2 separate regions of the Homo sapiens genome follow, and region 2 is linked to region 1. The links are chromatin contacts, found by Hi-C or POLR2A ChIA-PET in ENCODE. All regions are on one chromosome and are shown on one strand. Each heading gives the region's core, a stretch centred on a gene start or an enhancer-like site at or near the end of the contact. The rest is flanking DNA. Distances are from core to core; before and after follow the strand shown.

Evidence for each region. A loop is a pair of places that touch in the nucleus more often than their neighbours do. ChIA-PET counts read pairs that join two places held with the same protein, here RNA polymerase II (POLR2A). Pooled maps may share reads with other maps.
Region 2: a map of cardiac septum shows a loop between it and region 1 (2.4-fold over the local background). The contact joins two enhancer-like sites. A Hi-C loop is called at or near these places in 2 of 168 maps with a recorded cell type or tissue (cardiac septum and heart right ventricle) and 5 of 50 pooled maps. POLR2A ChIA-PET finds 5 or more read pairs at or near these places in 2 of 52 experiments (A549 and AG04450).

What each region holds. Positions count from the first base shown.
Region 1 is chr4:53,861,312-53,865,551 of GRCh38, reverse strand. No RefSeq gene overlaps it. Among named protein-coding and RNA genes, the nearest start is that of CHIC2, 200 kb to the left of the region's middle. Within about 2 kb of position 1,756, at least 6 of the 41 ENCODE cell types and tissues checked have a DNase peak (open chromatin) inside an H3K27ac peak, as active enhancers do; they include heart right ventricle, where a contact is called at or near this core.
Region 2 is chr4:53,903,678-53,907,917 of GRCh38, reverse strand. All of the region lies in intron 1 of LOC124900702 (a long non-coding RNA gene), which reads right to left. Among named protein-coding and RNA genes, the nearest start is that of CHIC2, 160 kb to the left of the region's middle. Within about 2 kb of position 1,842, at least 9 of the 41 ENCODE cell types and tissues checked have a DNase peak (open chromatin) inside an H3K27ac peak, as active enhancers do; they include heart right ventricle, where a contact is called at or near this core.

The DNA of each region.
Region 1 (4,240 bases), core at 507-3,006:
GACAAAGCACACAGCTTCCATGTCAAATCAAACTTACTTCCTAGAGGTGGGAAACAGACCACAGGGAAGCAAACAAATAAAGGAACAAGAGATGTCAGATAGTCAAGTGCTCTGAAGAAAATATGTCAGACAGAAGTGATGGAGAGGAACTGGGAAGGTGCAGGGAGGCCTCACCGAGGAGATATAGCTGAGCCAAGACCTAACATATAAGAAGGAATCAGACTTGCAAAGATGTAAAAGAGGCACTTCCTGAGCAGAGGAATTTGCAAATGCAAAGTCCCCATGCACAAGTGTGAGCCCGGGTGAGTGTTGGTGAGAAGGCCAGTGTGGCCGCAGCAAGAGGGAGGGGTGAAAGACCATGGTAGGGAGGAAGGCAATGCTTGGGAAGCCAGGGGAAGGCATCTGGAATTTATGTGAAGTGCAGTATTATTTCTCTTTCTGCCCTTCCTTCCAAATTGGACCTCAGAATGGTGCCTCGTTATTTTCCCTGCCTGTCGATTCAGTGTGGGGACCTCAGCGCTGGACTTCAAATCCTAATTCTAGTTCCCGGTGACTCAGTGAGAAGGCCTGAAGGCTCTCTCCCCTGACACAACCTAGATCCACAATTTGTATTCCTAATGGCTCAGACTTATCTTTGAGAAGCATGTCCTGTCTTTAACTTGTCCTGATCCAGATCCCTTCCTTGTTTCTTGAATGTCAGCCTTCAATCTTATAGGTTTACATGGAGGTTTTGCATATGTATAATTTCTTGAGGACTGTTGCATGCTCATCTCATCTCTCCAGCTAAAAATAAGGTCCTTCAAACATTGACATCACTCCTACCTCTTGGGTAACCCCCTAGTGTCTGCTACCATGTTTAGTTGCTGAGTGAATGAATGCCTTCATCTTCCTACTCAAACTTAAGTAGCCATTCCCCTATCACCGTTGATACTGCCTTCTGGTTTTGTGTTCTCTATAGGTTTATCACTATCTAAATTGATCCAGTTTGTTCAGCAGCTGCCTGCCCCAACAGGAATGAAGAGGCCATGAAAGCAAAGGCCTCATCTGTCTTTTTACTGAACCTCAAGCAGTGTCTCCCCATAGCAGAAGCTCAAGGAGCATCTGTACTAAAGATGGGGCCTACGGTAGGGAGCCTTGGCCAAGTTAGGACCATTGGTCCAGTGACTCCAACTTCCACACATAGAGGGGAACTATTCTGGAAAAGCATTTTATACCTTTTTTTTTCTGGGCTCTAATTCTTAGAAATCAGACTATAGAGAACTGCCAAAGGAGTGTTGCTTTGGGTCAGTGGTGAAATCATTAATATCTTGTTGTGTCTCTGTGGCCTTTCTCTTGGTACCTTCTTTAGAGGTGGAGAGTTTAGAAGGGATAGAAGGAGCTGCCTTGGGGTGTACACATTCCCCAAAGCTGTGACTTCATTTGTTGAATCCGTTTCAACTGTATCTCTTTTCATTAACCATTTCCAAGCTACAGGGACCTGTGGTTTTAAGAGGAGAGTAATGGTTGTGTCAATGAGGGAGCCTGCTCTCTGAGCTCTGACGCCCCACTCTGCCTCCCCCATTGGCTCAGGAAAGATGTGGTTTATATTAGTGCCCTGGAGAAAGTTCATGCCCTCTGGGAAGAGTGTGTCCATGAAATGGCAGAGTGATTAATGGTTTATTTACAGCACTGACATCCAGCCTGTCAAGACCCTTCAGTGGCCTTTGATGTAAAACACACCGAGAGGCCCTGGCTCGTCCTTATCTCCTTGGAGGAGAGAAATCAGAAATGAAGGATGGTGGGCCCAGGCTCTGAACACTGGGCTTCAGGGGTCTGAATGGTGAAAACAGGCAGGGGCCAGAGACTGTTAGGAGGTGGCAGTCCTCAGCAGGGTGCCCCTATCATCTTTCTCATTTTTCCTTTTCTCTCTCATATCTTCTTCTTTCTTGTGTACCCCCTCAAGTACTGCTTGGATCCCTCAAGTCTCACAGGATAATGTATTTACAAATTATGCATGAATGTCACCAGGAGTCATAGATATCTGTATTCCTAAGGGATGGTGGGTGGGTAATGGTTAAGCCACACTATTGAACCATTAGTGATATTTGAAAGCACTCTGGCCTCTGGTTGAAGGAGCCATGTTTCTTTAAGAGAACAAAAGAACCCCGAGTGATTCCCAATTGCGCAGGACAGAGGACAGAGTTTGCAAGCAGGCAGCCTCCAAGCTGAATCCGGTCCACAGCTGTATTTTGTTTGGCTGCAGACAGCTGAAAATCTTTTTAATAGTTGCCAAAGTTTAACAATAAGATTTTAATTTCACATACAATTTTGGATTTCTGCTTTCTCTTGAAAAACTGAAGATCTGGACTCACTGAGCTTGTGTTCCCTCACAGTAAAAGAAGCTGAAACTGAAGAGGGGTCGCTACCCTTACCTGAGACAAGGCCTGTGTCTGTTGTCTCCCCCAAATGATACTGTGTGTCTGTTGCAATTTATCACTGTCATTGAGCTCTTGTTTTATTTATTCCTGTTCTGCTTCATGCATGTTTTGCTGAGCTATTCCAATTCTTTGAATCAGGAAAATGAGTTTTCATTAGTCAAATGGGGATACCAAAACCAACCTAAAAGGATTGTTGTGATGTTTACAAGAGATATCCCTAAGTAAAATGCTTAGTTAGCACAGTGCCTCATACATAAAAAGTGTTCAGTAAATGGTAGCAATTATTCTTATTGCACACATGAATTTAGGCCTCGCACTAAGTAATAGCAATTTGGTGGTCTCTTGTTGGTTTTGAAGCTAAATTGTTCAAATTGACATGTTAGAAAAAGTTCTGCCTTCCTTTGTCTATGAAGACTCATCTGAGGTCCAACAATATTCCAAAGCATGGATTCTGGAGTTTGAAGGATTTCTTTGAGAACACTGATTTCAAATTTCTTACCTTCTATGGTGAGAATTTAGGAGGCACTGAGTACCTTATCACTTCAGGGTAAATTAGTACTGGGCTAGCTAGAGATGCATCTAGCTAAGAATAAAAATATACCAGGGAAGAAAGAGCTCTCCTAGGAAGAGACCATGTGAAAATTTTCTCCAGCAGCTCCCTGGATGCTATTTCTCTATTCTCTTGTGGAAAAAATGAGGCAAGTGAGAACAGCAGTTGGTCTAATGAGTCATGACCCATAACGAGACACAGGTGGCCTCAAGCCCTTGCCTTTTAGCAGACGCACTGTTTGCCTTTCTTATTTTGTAATTCCTCTTATAGTTCCTCCCAGGCATGAAAATCCAGAGGCAACGATGCCTGGTACAACTTGATGTAGAGTTACAAGTCATCATGTCTACAGGACAAAACTTAGATATAAGGGATAGGTTGGTTTCATTGGAATCAGGTTCACACTAAGAAGATCACCAGCCGTTAATTACTTTCCCCACATTATTCCCTGATTAGAGAGAGCTCTGTGCTTCTGAGTATATGCCTCCAGGATGTTGCTGTTTATAATGCTGTGGTGTGCCAAAATTTGCATGAGTTAGAATGCTTTTGGCTGCAAATAACAGACAGATATAGGCATTTAAAAAAAATCTTACTCATCAAGAAGTTTGGTGGTGGGTTCAATTCTTACCAACCCACAAGGCTCAAGTTTTTGCAGATGGTTAACCTATATTTTCCAGGGACACTCATAGAGAGACACAGAAAAAATACTCTAACACTAAAGTTCTGTTCTATGCCACAGATAAAATTGTGTGTTAAGAAATAGTTGATAATTCATGGATGAACCCCATTGGCACCTCACTCAAACATTTCTTTCCACCATGGGTCTGAGAAGAAAAGCCACGTTAAGAAATGACATTCCATCCAATCTAAGGAGGGAGGATTCATGAGCTTGTGTGATGCAGCAGGCATCATCTGAGATTTCTGGCTGGAATGGCAGTGGGATGGCAACTGTATAAGTAAGGATGTAGTAACATGCTGTGTTGGGTGGTTCAAGGCCCTGATATCTGGAGCAGTAGCTGGTACATGGTGTCAGACCCCTCCTGGAGAGGAGTCCTGGGGGCAGTGTCAGAAGGTGCTCTGGCAGACAGATTAGCACCTGTATTTACATAATTAATTACACCATGTATAAAGTAAATTCTGTACATGGGGATCCTGAGAGAGATGGTACCACAAGGGCCAAGGATGTGGGCCAGTATTCTCAGCACATAATCCCTGGTCTAGCTGCATCAAATCATCTGGGAAGATTTCTAGACTCTGTCCCACAAGCCCCGCATTC
Region 2 (4,240 bases), core at 593-3,092, 42 kb before region 1:
ATATGACCTCCTTTCTTGGCTGACCTGAATCATACTTTGCAGTTATTTTTTTTCTTGTGAAAGTGAGTTTGTATTTGGAAGGTCTGCAGAGAACACCAGGGATGAAGAGGTAGAGGAGGGAATAACGTTAGTTAGGAGTACAGTTTAGAGTGCTGTTGGCTGTTTGCCCAAATGCAAATTATTTAATTTGATCTGAAAGCTTTAAATGTAATATTTGTGAGGATTCAGTCCATCAGTAAATCATCAGATATGTGTGTACATTTGCTGTGTACCCAACTAGGCATCAGGGCGTACATGACAATAGGGGAGATTGTGTTCTGGTTGGAAAAGGAAGAATTAATTTAAGAAAATAGTTTGGAGTCTGCTTCCTATAATTTTGTTCTTAAATTTTAACCTAGTGGCAGCAACTTTATGTCCTTTCTCTCCCAGGACAGTTCTAGGGACAAATATTTAGCTCCACTGTGCCTACCAGGGAATTGTATTTTATAGAACGTGTGCTTTGATTGGCAGCTTGAAAAACATGGTTAAAGTCGTGATCAGCACGAATGGAACAGTCAGGAAATGGGTCCCAGGGAACTTTTCCATTCCCACTACTCTTTGAAAAGCCCTGCAAAGATGCTATTGCAAATTTCTGTCTCATCAAACCGGGGATATTACCTTTATAAAAAGAATGCAAGGACTCATAATTCATGATATCCTCTCACCAACGATAGATCTCTAAATTATCAGGAGTAAAGTATATTTAAGAGTAAGAAAATATCTATCAAAGAAGAAAGTCAAGAAATGAATCTGTTTAGTTGTTTTCTTCCTGCTAAGAGCCTCTGATGGAGCATTTACACTGGCTTATGCTCATGTGTGTAGGATCGGCCAAATGCAAGTGGAAAATTATTAGCCAGGCAGTAGTCAGAATGCTCATCCATTCAAGAGCTTCCATTCAGATATATGGAGCTGAAATCTGAAACTAAGGGCTCTGTCCTAACTTTAGCAACTTAATTGCATAGAGCTCCACAGTGGCCTGATTAAGAATGGCTGGTGTCTTGAAATATTTTGAAAATACTGATACCAAAAGATTTTATTCTGAAAAATTATTATCCAATGAGGAAAACGAAAAGGAACCAGTTACAGAAAAGCCTACAGTCTCCGGGGATTGATGATAGAGCACATCATTGAAATGACTGCTATTTCAGAGAAAAGCAGTGCGGAGTTTACATGCTTTCCTTATAACATGAAATTTTAGTCCTTTGTCCAACACTGGGAAGTTAGAGGGAAGGAAACGTCTCTTTACTAACGAGAAAATGCACATTTGCTTCAAAACTATGGGGATGTTCTTTTTTTTTTTTAAACGGTATCCTTGTAAGTTTCTTTATTTGAAATGTGCATGAAATACCACATATGAATTTCTTGAATTTATGTAGTACTTGACTTGTCAAAGATCTTTCTCATGGGTAGGATTATTGGCAGTAAAGATAAGCTGTGGGAGAAAGGCCGGGGAAAAGTCAGTTGATGGTGTTAATTTATGAAGCAGAGTGGAAACAGAAACTAAAGGCTTATTTTCTCTCATTTGAGCAACAGGCTGGTGTTTGGCAAACTGTCCTGGGGGATATTTAGGTGAAGAAGGGCAGGCGTCGTGATCGAAGACTTATCTCCCTTCTTTTCATCTGCACACTTCTTCTCTGACCACAGTTTGAGCACTTTTCAATCACCAGCAGTCTCAGCAGGGCAAGGCTGCCACACGCTTGCTAATGGTATCCCAAACGCTGCATTTCTGGGGCTCATCCAGGAAGCACGGTGATAGACAAGCGAGTTACCGTATTTCCTCTGAAACTGCCTCCCTAAACATCAAATCAATCAGCATGGTTGGACTGCAGGCCACCACTATGTGCTGGCACTAACTATACCATGCTTCTAGGCCCTGCTTGATACTTCCAAAATAACGAAGGACACACAGGCACGCCTATAAAGCGTAATGACTGTTTAGTTGGCCTTTCCGTGGGAATATAGAATCTGCCAAACATAACTACTGATTTAGAGCTCGTCTAGGAATTCCTCCTAGCCCTGAGGTCTCAGTGTTTAGAGATATTTTCCATAAACTGGCTTAAGCCACTGCAGCATTGAATAAATAAATGCAAAGCACAAAGCTGCCAGTGTCTCTCTAGAAGAGTAGATTCTGTGCAGTGGGGTAACACAATGAGCTGTGCATGGAGCCTCTCAGAACGGTGAGTAGCGAACTTCCATCTGACAAAACAGATTTTCTAGTTTGACTTTGAACTTAAGTCAACAAAGATAGAAAAAGTGTGGAAAGTGTAGTCATTTAAAAAGAAGGTCCTGGTGACTATTTTGCTAACTGCAGAAGGCTCTTTACCAGAGTGTTAGCAGTTTATTTTTCAGAGCATTTCCTCAAGACAATGTGTATGAAAGCATTTTGTAATCAGTGGAGTACTTAAACGGCAATGACTATGCAGATACATTTCCAAACTCCTCAAAGTGAAAATGTGTTAGAACATCAGATAAGAGTGAACAAAAGCACAAAAGAGGCATTGCACATCCCTTATAGGCACACGAGACAGTGTGTTCCATTTTGAGAGATCTTATTAAGGAGATTGAAGAGGCTGGGATAATTTTGAATACGATTTCTACCCAGGCAGAGTCAGATGCAGAATTAAAGAAGATAAAGTAGGAGACTTTAGGAGAAATGTATACAGTTCTCATTACCATATACATCCTCTCTTCCTTTAGTCAGAACAACAGCTCTTTGAAATAAGGAAAAAAATAGTCTTGCTCAGCCAAGAGGAACCTGGAAGCTCCCCTTGGATGTTACTGCCCAGGCAAACCTGATGTTCTGTAGTGTGTTCACTAGGATTCCAGAAGCTGGCCAAGTAAGGATGAAGCATCACTGTTTTAGGGGGAGCCAAACTGTGGTGTCCATGGCTGTTCCCCTATGCATCAGTCATTAAGCTTGCCACCAGCTGCTGACATCTAAAGCTGAAAGGAGGGATGTCACGGTACAATAAAATGTATAAGCCAATAAACCTTTATTTGGTGATTGGTCATGCTCTTCTGTATCCTGCCTGGCCATAGCCTATTTTTATCACCAGACTCAAGGAGGGCCTTCACTCACAGAGCTTGTCCACAATAAAGGCTCATTCGTTCCAGGCATAAGCATTGCCCCTAGAGCAGCCTCTACCTTCTCTTAAATAAGAAGACCAAGGGAAACCCAACAACAATAGCAACAATAATAACAAAACAATTGAGGACTGGACACTCACGAGCAGCACCATTGGCTGGGAGACCTGGTCCAGGATAGGTTGGGTGCTGGTTCCCAGGAAGGTGTACTTTTCACTGGAGTCTCAGTTGCTGGAGAAACAATGCTGAAGGTTCTCTTTGGTGACCATGTTATGTTTTTTTGTCTATGGAAACTCAAGCCCCGTGTGGAGGGAGTGCAGAACTTTGAAAGAGCAGTTCAGTAGACACACTAGCCAGGTCCCAGCTTTTCTATAGAAGGATCCTCATTCCTTGCTCAGAGAGATGCTGCCTTGATCTGAGTCTTTATTACTGAGAGAGGAGAAACTGTGCTGTGATATCAGCTATTGTGGTCAAGTTCATAGAGAACTTCTATCTAATCCTCCAAACCTGCTCTTAAGGTGGGTGTTTCCCTCATGACCCCACAAATCTAACTTTGTGTCATAGAGCTTTGATTTTTGTTCCAGCCCTGACACTTTACAGACATGAGCAATCTTAAGCAAAATGAGTTTCGAGAAGGTTACATAATTTGCTTCTTCCAGGTAAAAGAGACAGCAGGTATAAAGGTCCTGAGGTAGGAATGGAATGGGCATGAATGAATGAGTGAAAGTGCCTTGAAATAATCTCTTCACCAGGTTGTTACGTTTTCTTTATTTATGTCTTCTTAGCAAGGATTTCTCTAATATCCATCATATCTCTATTCCATTCTCCTGATTTCATTTCTTCAGAACACTTATCTCTTTCAGAAATTATCGTATTTGCTTCCTTGTTATTGTCTTGTTAGCTGAAAAGTCAATTCCAAGACAGTAAAGGCCTTGATGGTTTTATTCAACTACAGTATTCTCAGCACCTCAATGCCTGATACAAACAGATACACATCCCAAACACCTTATCTGAAGCCCATCGGGGCCAAGTGTTTTGACAATTCAGAATTTAGGAATCTCAAATGGTGAGTATCACTAAGTTATATAACACCCCCACAGAGTTTGGGGCTGCATCC